Linked DNA regions of Homo sapiens: regions 1 and 2 are each linked to region 3. Evidence: chromatin contacts called from ENCODE Hi-C or POLR2A ChIA-PET data. All regions are on one chromosome and are shown on one strand. The core of a region is the stretch at or near the end of the contact, and the rest is flanking DNA. Distances in the headings are between cores, read along the strand shown. Region 1 holds the start of RRP1B (ribosomal RNA processing 1B). Region 2 holds the start of CSTB (cystatin B). Region 3 holds the start of NDUFV3 (NADH:ubiquinone oxidoreductase subunit V3).

Region 1 (4,365 bases), core at 1,263-3,762, 770 kb before region 3:
GAAAACAGATGGAAGCTTACGGTGTTTCGGGAGAAGGATGACACATTGATAATTAAGAAGCAATGTAGCTAAGTGCTACAACAGAGACACAATGGATGTTTTAGAACCCTGGAGGAGTAGGGCAAGATGCTAGGCGAGGCTTTTTGAAGGAAGTGATACTGAACTGAATGCTGGCAGTGAAGAAGGTGTGGGATTCTTTGCAGAGTGAACAGGAGAAGCAAAGGCAGAGAGGTGAGAAATTGTGTGCTGTACACCAAGAACCATCACCGATTCTGTTGACGGAACATGAAGCAGTTACACGGGGCTTAGGCAGGAAGAGCACCTGAGGACAGATCATGACTTGCAGACACTGAATTTCAAAAAATATTGGTGATGTGGGATCAGATTTGTTTTAGGAAGATGACCCTGGGCTGGTCTGTGGAGGACAGATTCCTGGGGACACAAGTGAAGTTAAGGAGACCAGTTGGGGAATATGCGGGCGCAGAAGTTTCGGTGAGATACAAAGAGCCCACGGTCAAGAATTTATGTCATCAGGAGGTGAACGAGGGAGGACGGGGGTCCTCCCACTGGATGTGGGCCAGGGGAAGAGGATGAGGAATTCAGAGGAGTCCAGGACAATCCCGTGTGTCCGGCTGGAATCTGAATGGCTGGTGGGAACCAGCAACCAAAAGAAAAGAAAACAGGTGGCAGTGGAGCAGCAGCAGAGAACAGGATTTCGGGGAAAGAAAACAGAACTTTTTTTGGCATCCTGAGTGTGAGGTGCCAGGTAGAGAAGCCAGGCTAGCAAGGCACATCCGAGCTGCAAGTAGGAATGGGCTGGGACAACAATTTAGGTTTAGAAACCACCAGCATATATGGGGTACCTGGAACTGTGAGACTAAACAAAATCTCTTGGGGAGATTCTTAACAGAATCAAAGTCAGGAATTTTGGTCTTTATTCCTTTTTCTATCAGACTTCCCAGGAAAGTGTATTTTCTTTTTTTGGGTAGTCTGGTGATTTCTCTTAAAAATAAAACAAACTGAGAATGTCAGTGATGGGGGAGATAATATCTGTTCTTTTAAGCAGATTCTAAATGTATTAGTACCATCAGTAACTAAATAAAACTTTATCTTAAAACCTCTATTACACATTGTAGTTCATATTGTATGGGCTCACTCAAGAGTTTATAGAAAGTATTTTTGGATCAGGTAAATGAAATCATCCAACAGCAGTGCCGTTAAAATCTAAACTACAAAGCCCTGTGTGATCTGGCCACTGCCTACATCTCCAACTTCATCTCATAACACTCGCCCCCCCAACCCCAACTTATTGGTCTTTCAAACCACTCCTAGGGCACGTGAAGCTCTTTCCTGCCTCTGCATAGGCGGTTTCCGCTCATTTCTCTTCAGATCTGAGCTGATTATCAGCCCAGAGAGGCCTTCCCAGAACAGCCTATCAAGAAGAGCAACCTCCTTCCCTTTTTGCTATTATCTGGTTTTCTTTTTCCTTTTTTCTTTTCTTTTCTTTTTGAGACGGAGTTTCGCTCTTGTTGCCCAGGCCGGAGTGCAATGCTGCGATCTCGGCTCACCGCAACCTCCGCCTCCCAGGTTCAAGCGATTCTCCTGCCTCAGCCTCCCGAGTACTGAGATTACAGGCATGCGCCACCATGCCCGGCTAATTCTGTATTTTTAGTAGAGCCGGGGTTTCACCATGTTGGTCCGGCTGGTCTCGAACTCCCGACCTCAGGTGATCCGCCCGCCTCGGCTTCCCAGAGTGCTGGGATTACATGCGTGAGACACCGCGCCCGGCCTGCTACCTGGTTTTCATTTCCTTTACTACACTTACACAAGGTCTACTTTATTTGCCTGTTTGCCTCCTTGCTTTATTACTAATAGATCCTCGAGGGTAGTGATTTTGTCTGTCTTCTCTCCTGCAGCCCCGTCACGTAAAGGTGCTGGTCAAAGGAAGGCGGCAATCACCGACCGGACACCAGGGCAAATCAGGGCAGCCCAGTGATTCGAGATGCCGGCTGGGGAATCGGACCCATGTGGGTCTTTTCTCAGCTTCCCCGCTTACTGTGACTTTCATAAGTAACGGAACCCCCTCAACCCGTTTCCTTAAGTGTAAAAAGGCACTAGACACAGCAAGAAGCGGTTCCGGCAGCGCGGAAACCGAAGCACACGCTGGGTGTCACGACAACACGTGGAAGCCGCATTCCGTGCCGGGGCCCTGGCCCTAGCCCCAGCCCCGGCCCCCGGCCCGCCATGTGGCGCGGCTGACCGCGGCCGTGCGCCCACCTGTCTCCCTCTGCGTCTTCACGCTGATGTACTGGCGCAGCTTCTTCACCGCTCGGTCCCGGATGCCCTTCTCGCTGGACGCCAGCCGCTGGGCAAATTGGATCTCGGCCGGCTGCATGGCGGGGGCCATCGCGCCCGCTGGAGCATCCCCGGCCGCGCAACCCGCGGTGCCGCTGCAGCCAGCCGAGCGCTGCGGAGCAGCCAGCCACCGTCCGCCCGGGCCGCGACTGCACAGAAGGCGGCGGCGGCGGCGCGCGGGCTGATGGCGTCACAAAGGCGCCGCGGCTCGCAGCGCGCTCTGGGAGTGAGCGCGGCAGTGGCCCTGGCAGCTGGCGGAGCGGCCCAGCCCGTGTGCACGTGGCGCCGGCGCTGCCTTTCGGTTGCCAAAATTCAGGCTGTAGACGGCGAGGTTAGCCAGGGTTAGGACTTGACCAGGAAGAGACGGAAGGCTGTTTGTAAACGGTCTAGGATTTTTTGTTTGTTTTTGAGACAGGGTCTCCCTCTGTCGCCCAGGCTGGAATGCAGTGGCGCGATCTTGGCGGTGATCCTGGCTCACTGCAGCCTCGACCTCCCAGACTCGATCGATCCTCCCATCTCGACCGCCCAAGTAGCTGAGACTACAGGCGCGCGCCATCACGCCCCACTATTTGTTATTTTTTTGTAGAGACGGTGTCTCGCTATGTTGCCCAAGCTGGTCTCAAACTCCTGGGCTCAAGCAATCCTCCCGCGGCGGCCTCCCTGATCGCTGGGATTACAGGCTTGAGCCGCCGCGCCTGGCCACGGTCCAGGATCTTTAATCCCATTTAGCACACCTCGTTGAGCCAGCAGCTTACCTGCGATCTCCGTGGCGTGGAGTTTTTAACTGTGGAGCCCCCGGGCCCCCGGGTGGAGTTGAGACTGGAAGGAAAGGCCGGCACTGGGGCCTGTTGAGCGGGTGGAGGGCTCGCCTTCCTCCAGTGCCTGCAGAGGCTTGGGCAGATCGGTGCGCCCCTACCCCGGAGCCCTGGTGCCAGTGCAAGGGCGCCCGCGCAGGCGTCCCGAGGCCTGGCGAGCACGCGCGCTTCCAGGGGAGTTGGGCAGGGCGGGCTGCTTGCTAATTCCAGAGAGGGAAGAAATCTTAGCTTTGGGTTCATCTAAAACCCGAGGCCATCCTATATTTTGCGGACTCAGCGGGCGTGCTGGGGCAAGTTAATGGACTAGGTCACTCCACACGTAGCGGGGGTTATCTCAGTTGCTCCGCTCAGTTGTCTAGGCGACCTCCCGAGGTGCCTGTTGACACAAAAATTCAACCCTTAACGTAAAAGCGCCTGAATCCGAGCGAGGGAAGGCGCGCGGAGGCGAGGTTTCCAGCAAAGACTGCCCATTTGAACGCAGTCCCCCTTAGTGTAGCATTCCTCGCCAAACAGGAAAGGACCCATCCGATTTATTTTACTTGACACTTACATCAGGGGCTGACTTTCCTTCTGCTTTGCAGATAACAAGTTTAAAACCCCGGCTAAGCCAGAAGAGCCAAAGAGGGACCTCGCCAAGGCCACTCCTCGCTCTCTAGGCCGAGAATACTGCGCAAATTCTGGGAGGTTTGGGCCTGGCGGCTCTCCGTTCCCGACCCCCGGCGTGGATTCGTTCCCGCGCTTTCTGGCGTGAGGGGTCAGAGGGCGCGCCGACGCTCAGGCGAACGGAGCGGAGGCGGCAGCGGCCATGGGCGAAGCGGGCGCCGCTGAGGAGGCCTGCCGGGTTAGTGAGGAAGCCCTGGCCGACGCCAGCGTGTTTGAACCGTCGCCATTCGCTCCCCTCAGGGCCTCGCCCCGTGCGCTCGGAGACGGCTCGCTGTCGCGTGCTTGGGGGAAGCCTGGAGACTTCCTCCCCTAACGGCGTGGGCTGGGCCGGAGCGGGGTGGAGACCTGGGGCGGGAGGCGACTTCGCCTCCAAACCCACGCGGGGACCCGGTCTGTGAGGCTGCGCGTGGTGGGGGCACTCAGTGGCGCCAAAGCGGGCATGGGAGCGTGGGATGGATGGTCACTCTCTTCTCTGCTCCGTGGAAGCCCAGTTCCCCTCCGAAGGCCCTGGCCCCCTGCTTCGGGACTTAGC
Region 2 (2,700 bases), core at 1-2,500, 880 kb before region 3:
TTCCAGCACTTTGGGAGCCCGAGGCAGGTGGATCACGAGGTCAGGAGTTCGAGACCAGCCTGGCCAATATGGTGAAACCCCGTCTCTACTAAAAACACAAAAATTAGCTGCGCATGAAGGCGCGCGCCTGTAGTCCCAGCTACTCGGGAGGCCGAGGCAGGAGAATGGTGTGAACCCCGGAGGCGGAGCTTGCAGTGAGCCGAGATTGCGCCACTGCACTCCAGCCTAGGCGACAGATCCAGACTCCGTCTCAAAAAAAAAAAAAAAAAGGCCGGGCGCAGTGGCTCACACCTGTAATCCCAGCACTTTGGGAGGCCAAGGCGGGTGGATCACAAGGTCAGGAGATCGAGACCATCCTGGCTAACACAGTGAAACCCCGTCTCTACTAAAAATACAAAAATTAGCCAGGTGTGGTGGCGGGCGCCTGTAGTCCCAGCTACTCGGGAGGCTGAGGCAGGAGAATGGCGTGAACCCGGGAGGCGGAGCCTGCAGTAAGCCGAGATCGCGCCACTGCACTCCAGCCTGGGAGACAGAGCGAGACTCCGTCTCAAAAAAAAAAAAAAAAAAAAAAAAAGAAAAGAAAAGGAAAGAAAGAAAAGAAATCCTAAAACGCAAATTCCACCAGAGAACCCTGCCTTCTTCTCATCCCTCTGATCTACCCCCTGCCCCCACCCAGCCTGGAGCGCGTGGGCGCCGTCTCCCCCTCCCTGGGCCCCTCTGTCCACCCCCTTCAGCCTTCAGTGTTCTCGGTCACAAGCGGTGATGTCCACTGCAGCCCGCACACCTGCTCCCGCGGGGCCGGGACCCCTGACCCCTGACCCCTGCAGCGCTGCGCCCCGCCCTCCCTCGTGCGCGGCCCGGACCCCGCCACCCTGCAGGATTGCGCCTACTCCGACTGCCCCTTCCCTATCGTCCCACCCTGCGCGCCCAACCCACCGGCGACACCCGGCCGCGCCCCCGCCCCGGTCCGTGTGACTCGGCGCCCGGAAAGACGATACCAGCCCCGGGAGGGGGGCGCTCCCTCCCGACACCAGCGCTGGGCGCGGAGACCCAGCCTGCGGCGAGTGGTGGCCAGGTTCCCCGCCCCGCGCCCCGCCCCGCGCCCCGCCCCGCGCGTCCCTTCTTGCGGGGCCACCGCGACCCCGCAGGGGACTCCGAAGCCAAAGTGCCTCCTCCCCGCCCCTTGGTTCCGCCCGCGCGTCACGTGACCCCAGCGCCTACTTGGGCTGAGGAGCCGCCGCGTCCCCTCGCCGAGTCCCCTCGCCAGATTCCCTCCGTCGCCGCCAAGATGATGTGCGGGGCGCCCTCCGCCACGCAGCCGGCCACCGCCGAGACCCAGCACATCGCCGACCAGGTGGGTGGGCCGCGGGGACGGGGCCGGCCCGGAGTCCTGCCTTAGCCTCAGGGCGCGGCCGCGGCTCCTGGAGCGAAAGAAGCCGCTTTGGCCCCGCTGCGCACCCCTGGGCTGGCCCGGGCTGTGGCCGTGAGAGGCCTCCCTCCGCTCGGGCGCTGCGCGCGAGTGAGCAGCGGGGGGCCGCGCCTGGGGCGCCGCTGGGGAGACATTGGGCTCCGCTGAATACAGCAAGGGCGAGTGGGAATTGATAGCCCGGAGCAGGGTGCGGTCCCTGCATGGACAGTCTCTGAGAGGAAACCCCAGGGATGAGGCGCTTCTGGTTTCAGGCAGGCAGGGTGATCGGGCGTCGCCGGCGATGGCGCAGGTGAGCAGCCGGCTCCGATCTCCACGGTGATCCGATAGCAAGCGGGTGGGAAGGGTCTGGCTAAACTGACTTAGCCAGGCTTCTTGCTAAAAGTGGATTTTACAAGGAAGTGCGCAGGTGGCCTAGGCGCTTCAGGAGCCCGACTACAGTTTGGCCAAGCAAGAATCTTTGTCAATATCCTCATCTAGTTCGGGAAAAAAATCATGAGAGAGAGTGCAAGAGGTCCCCAGTGATAAGGCACATGGGTTAAAAACTTAAGTGTATCTGCATAAAAGGTCCACAGGTTTCTTTACATGCTTCCGATTCTAGCACTGTTTCAAACTGTAAGTCTAAATAAAAAGTTAAAACACAGAAAAACAAGATAAAAACCGGGCTGGGTTGCAGATGGCAACCTTCCCTGTGTCTCGGTTTCCTCGTCTGTAAAATGGACGTCCTGTTGCTCTGCGCCTGCCAGAAGATTCTGGAGGGGCTGAAATGAGCAGGTCATCTGTGCAAGAAGCCCCCTCCGGTGGAGCACAGGCCAGGCCCGCCTCGCTGTCATGGTTGGTGACCGACGGGATGCCCCAAGCAAGAACAGGTCCAGGCGATGCTGAGGCCTGTGTTTTTTTTTTTTGTTTTTGAGACTCAGTCTCACTCTTGCCCAGGGTGGAGTGCAGTGGCACAATCTCGGCCCACTGCAACCTCCGCTTCCCAGGTTCAAGGGATTCTCCTGCCTTAGCCTCCCGAGTAGCTGGGATTGCAGGTGCTCGCCACCACGCCCAGCTAATTTTTGTATTTTTAGTAGAAACGGGGTTTTGCCATTTGGCTAGGCTGGTCTCAAACTCCTGACCTCAAGTGATCCGCCCACCTCAGCCTCCCAAAGTTCTGGGATTACATCCTTGAGCCACCGTACCCAGCTGGAACTGTTTTTTTCTACTTTATTATTAGGCTGACAGTTTAAATGTCCCTTCAGTTGTAAGAGACAATTGTGTGAAGAGCCAGT
Region 3 (4,806 bases), core at 1,312-3,811:
TACAGTTTTCATAATGTATGTATATTATGGACATTTTGTAAAATACAAAAAGGCTGCAAGAAGAAAACACCCGAGTTCAAGGACAATCACTATTAATATTTGGTTTAATAAAACTTCAACCAGACGTTCTCCAGTGCATTTTTTTTGTAGTCTCCAATTATTTATTAACCTACAAAATACCACGTTTCTTCTTTTTTCTTTTCTTTTTTTTTTTTTTGGAGACAGGGTCTCACTCTGACTCCCAGGCTGGAGTGCAGTGGCTCAATCTTGGCTCACTGCAACCTCCGCCTCCTGGGTTCCAGCGATTCTCTTGCCTCAGCCTCCCAAGTAGCTGGAATTACAGGTGTGCACCACCGCACCTGGCTAATGTTTTTGTATTTTGTTTTTTGAGATGGAGTCTTGCTCTGTCACCCTGGCTGGAGCACAGTGGCGCAACCTCGGCTCACTACAATCTCCGCCTCGTGGGTTCAAGCAATTCTCCTGTCTCAGCCACCCAAGTAGCTGGGATTACAGGCATGCATCACCATGCCCGGCCAAGTTTTTGTATTTAGTAGAGACGGGGTTTCACCATGTTGATCAGGTTGGTCTCGAGTTCCTGGCCTCAGGTTATCCACCCACCTTGGCTTCTCAAAGTACTGGCATTACAGGTGTGAGCTACCGCGCTTGGCTCTTCTTGTATTTTTAGTAGAGATGGGGTTTCACCATGTTGGTCTCGAATGCCTGACCTCAAATGATCCACCTGTCTTGGCCTCCCAAAGTACTGGGATTACAGGCATGAGCCACCTGCCAGGCCCTATGTTTCTTTCTGTAAAATGTTTTCTTATCCTTAGAAAATAGAGTAGAAGAAATACTATCTGGCCACTAAAATGATGTAGGTATATAAAAACTGCTTCAAAAGTGTCTACAATATAAATGTGATATTTTATATTATGCCAACTCACTCAGCATATACTCACTAAGGCCTATTAAGTGCTAGACAGTACAATGTTCTAGATGCTGGATACAGAACAGAGGTGCCTGTATGTGCACATATAAACATGAAAACGTGTATGTTCATGATTGTAAGCATGAGTACATGTGCTTATGTGAACATATAAAAGCTGATAGAAATCGTTAGGAACTAGATGCTTGAAGGAGTAATGGTAGACTGTCAATGAATTTCCCTATCTGTACTTTTAAATTATTCTGCAGGCTGAGGCACGAGAGTCGCTTAATCCCAGGGGGCAGAAGTTGCAGGGAGTTGAGATGGTGCCATTGCACTCCAGCCTGGGCCTGGGCAACAGAGTGAGGCTCTGTCTCAAAAAAAAATATATATATATTATATATTATATTATGATATATATTATATATAATATATAAATATATATTATATATTATATAAATATATAAATATATAATATATATTTATATAAACATATTATATATATTATATAATATATATTTATATAATATATTATATATTATATAAATATATAATATATATTTACATATTATATAAATATATATATAATATATATTTATATATAATATATATAATATGTATTTATATATATATATACACACACGCATATATATTCTGCAGGGAATAGTTACTGCTTTTGTAATAACAGCCATTTTAAAATTTGTAAGAGAGTGAAGTGGTCTTAGCCTTATTTTATTTATTTATTTATTCTGTCCCCCAGGCTGGAGTGCAGTGGTATGATCTCGGCTCACTGCAACCTCCGCGTCCCGGGTTCATGGGATCCTCCCACCTCAGCCTCCCGAGTAGCTGGGATTACAGGAATGCACCACCACGCCAGACTAATTTTTTGTATTTTTTAGAGACGGGGTTTCGACATGTTGGCCAGGCTAGTCTCGAACTCCTGAACTCAAGCGATCCGCCTGGCTCGGCCTTCCAAAGTACTGGGATTACAGGCAAAATCCCAAAGTGTCCGCGCCCGGCCTTGGCCTTAGCTTTTTATTTGCCGAAAAGAAAGCCCTTCTTCTCCTTTTCACAGGTCAGGTCATGTCAGCTGGCTTCTCAACGGCTGTCAGTAAGTTACCAAGTTAACCAGGTCCCTGAAAGTTCCCTCATTTCCTCTCTTGGCTAAATGGAGAAGTCACTGTCCTTCAGAGAAGCCGTGCGGGAGCCGCACAGCGGCTGACCCCAGCCGCGCGGCAGCATCACCTGGGAACGTCCACCCGAGTCTGCCGCCCAGGCATGCAGCCCTCGGGAGCGCCCGTCGGCACGGGGCACGCCAGCCTCGGCCTGGGCCTCGGGCAGCGGCGGCGGCGGACCGGCTCGGGGGAACCGCGGGACGCTCGCTGGCCACATCCGGGCCTGGCCCCGTGGCGGTCAGTCCTGGGCCCAGGGAGCGGGGTCAGCGGCCCAACTAGGACGGCTAGAGGTCGCGGACAGGCCCGGACCTGACCAGCACCGCGCCCCCTCACCCCATCCCCTACGTAGGCTCGGGGCCGCGCAGCCAGCCCAGGCTGGCTCCTCCTTTACCTTCAGCGCCCCGGCTCGTCCTTGCCGCAGCAAACACGGGGCAGCCATGGCGGTGACAGCGGGCGCACCAAGCAGGGCCACAGCAGCTGCGCGCGCACCCGCGCCTGAACAGCCGCCCCTTGGGCCGACTGCGCCAATTACAGGCCAGCTGGGGGCGGAGCAGAGGCCGTGGGTCTGCGCGCGCATCCCCAGTAGGGCTAAGTGCCTCCCTTGGGGCCACGCCCCGGATCGGGACCACCAATCACAGGCAGCAGCGTGAGGGACACGTCACCGGCTGGTGCCGATCCCTGTGCCCTGCGGGCGCCTGGGCGCTGTGGCGGGGGCGCGGCGGAGACCTGCGGGGGCTGCTGGGCACCCCTCTCAGGCGTCTGCGCTGGGCCGGCTTGCATGTCCACCCGAACGCTTCGCACTTCTTTGCCCTTGTCCTCGCAGCCTTAAATCTGCGACCTTCCCTGGGGGCACAGTCTGGTCCTACTTGATTGATAGTTCTGTGTTTTGAGAGGTTTTAAAGCTCTTCAGCTCGGGACCTCGGCGCCCACACCACGCGCCCAGCTCCCTCACCCTCTGTCGGCAACGCGGCCACCACTGCTCACTGCCCCTCCTGCATGGCCCCTGCCAACGCTAATACCAGAGTTAGGCCGATTGGAAATGGAAGCTTTGTTTCACCTAAATGTTTATTTAGCAAAGAGTTCGTCCCCAACGTTAGTCGTAATTGTGGAGTCGGTGTAATTAGTTATTAGCTTCTTTCTCTGCCTCTTCTCTGCCTTCCGCCGCGTGCCCAGAGCCCCATTCGCATTTCATCGGAGATGGACGTGCCACCTTCAGCTTCCACAGGGGAAGAGGCCCTGCCACAGTCATTTAAATGGATTGTGTAGGGATTCCTGACACAGCTAGCGATTCATTGAGGTGGCAAGATAAACTGGCGGAATGAGGCCTTTATCAAAGGCCTTTATCAAAGAGGAGTCTGCTATCAAGTAAATGCAAGGGCATCTGCCACCATCCACCCTGGGAGGCAAAAAGAATAACCTTAGATCTTAGGATAATCATGAGAAGGGATCCTTTGTCCCTAAAGGGAGAAAAAAAAATGCCAAAAGATTTTTTTTTTGTTTAAATTTTTTTTTTTTTTTTGAGACGGAGTCTTGCTCTGTAGCCCAGGCTGGCGTGCAGTGGCGCCATCTTGGCTCATTGCAAGCTCCGCCTCCCGGGTTCACGCCATTCTCTTGCCTCAGCCTCCCGAGTAGCTGGGACTACAGGCACCCGCCACCACGCCCGGCTAAATTTTTGTAATTTTTAGTAGAGACAGGGTTTCACCGTGTTAGCCAGGATGGTCTCCATCTCCTGACCTCGTGATCCACCCGTCTCGGCCTCCCAAAGCCCTGGGATTACAGGTGTGAGCCACTGTGCCTGGCCTAAATTTTTTTTTTTGAGACAGAGTCTTGCTCTGTTGCCCAGGCTGGAGTACAGTGGCACAATCTAGGCTCACTGCAAGCTCCACTTCCTAGGTTCAAGCGATTCTCCTCCCTCAGCCTCCTGAGTAGCTGGGACAACAGGCATGAGCCACCACGCCCGGCTAATTTTTGTATTTTTAGTAGCGACGGGGTTTCACCATGTTGGCCAGACTGGTCTCGAACTCCTGACCTCAAATGATCGCCCGCCTCGGCCTCCCAAAGTGCTGGGGTTACAGGCGTGAGCCACTACACCCGGCCAGATTTTTTTTTTCTTCACCACTAGGCTCATTCTGTTGTGTCCAGGGAAAAGGTCATGCTCGCCTTTGTGAGGTGTGCTTAATAATTCACAGCTTAGTAACAAATTTGGGGATCCTGATCTGGAATTGGAAGATCCACGTCACCCTCCTTCATGGACCTGGAGCTCCCCACTTCCACACCACCACCAGCGGGCACATGCGGCAGATGTTGACATCTTGCTGGAGTTGCAACACTCAAGAAGAAACAAAAAGAAAAGACCTCCTCTGGCGTGGTCACCGGCCAGGTTGGTAAAGGTGGGGTACCTATGGTTGAGGGGGCATGAACCATCTTGATTTTTTTTTTTTTTTTGAGACAGAATCTCACTCTGTTGCCCAGGCTAGAGTGCAGTGGCGCAGGGGCAATCTCGGCTTACTGCAACCTCCGCCTCCTGGGTTCAAGTGATTCTCTTGCCTCAGCCTCCCCAGTAGCTGGGATTACAGGCGCCGCCACCATGCCCATCTAATTTTTGTATTTTTAGTAGAGATAGTGTTTCACCATGTTGGTCAGGCTGGTTTGTAACTCTTGACCTCAAGTGATCTGCCTGCATCGGCCTCCCAAAGTGCTGGGATTACA

What was found. Hi-C counts contacts between places; a loop is a spot of excess contacts on that map. ChIA-PET counts read pairs that join two places held with the same protein, here RNA polymerase II (POLR2A). Pooled maps may share reads with other maps.
Region 1: a loop to region 3 is called in a map of heart right ventricle, with 6 times the contacts of the local background. The contact joins the promoter of RRP1B here to the promoter of NDUFV3 in region 3. A Hi-C loop is called at or near these places in 4 of 168 maps with a recorded cell type or tissue (adrenal gland, gastrocnemius medialis, heart right ventricle and 1 more), 4 of 37 single-sample maps with no recorded cell type and 15 of 50 pooled maps. POLR2A ChIA-PET finds 5 or more read pairs at or near these places in 3 of 52 experiments (AG04449, B cell and activated naive CD4-positive, alpha-beta T cell).
Region 2: a pooled map shows a loop between it and region 3 (5-fold over the local background). The contact joins the promoter of CSTB here to the promoter of NDUFV3 in region 3. A Hi-C loop is called at or near these places in 2 of 168 maps with a recorded cell type or tissue (CD8-positive, alpha-beta T cell and naive thymus-derived CD4-positive, alpha-beta T cell) and 9 of 50 pooled maps.

Annotation. Positions count from the first base shown.
Region 1 is chr21:43,657,707-43,662,071 of GRCh38, reverse strand. RRP1B (ribosomal RNA processing 1B) reads right to left here and starts at 2,512. Exons shown (of 16, transcript NM_015056.3): 1 at 2,278-2,512. The coding sequence starts at 2,407. It overlaps HSF2BP (heat shock transcription factor 2 binding protein), which reads left to right and starts at 2,584. Exons shown (of 9, transcript NM_007031.2): 1 at 2,584-2,686; 2 at 3,752-4,011. The coding sequence starts at 3,976. RefSeq lists an enhancer at 1,520-1,569 and a silencer at 2,290-2,479.
Region 2 is chr21:43,774,858-43,777,557 of GRCh38, reverse strand. It overlaps CSTB (cystatin B), which reads left to right and starts at 1,250. Exons shown (of 3, transcript NM_000100.4): 1 at 1,250-1,354. The coding sequence starts at 1,289. RefSeq lists a silencer at 672-1,671.
Region 3 is chr21:42,891,064-42,895,869 of GRCh38, reverse strand. It overlaps NDUFV3 (NADH:ubiquinone oxidoreductase subunit V3), which reads right to left and starts at 2,561. Exons shown (of 4, transcript NM_021075.4): 1 at 2,489-2,561. The coding sequence starts at 2,536. It also overlaps a transcript of WDR4 not described here. RefSeq lists silencers at 2,185-2,434, 2,775-3,074.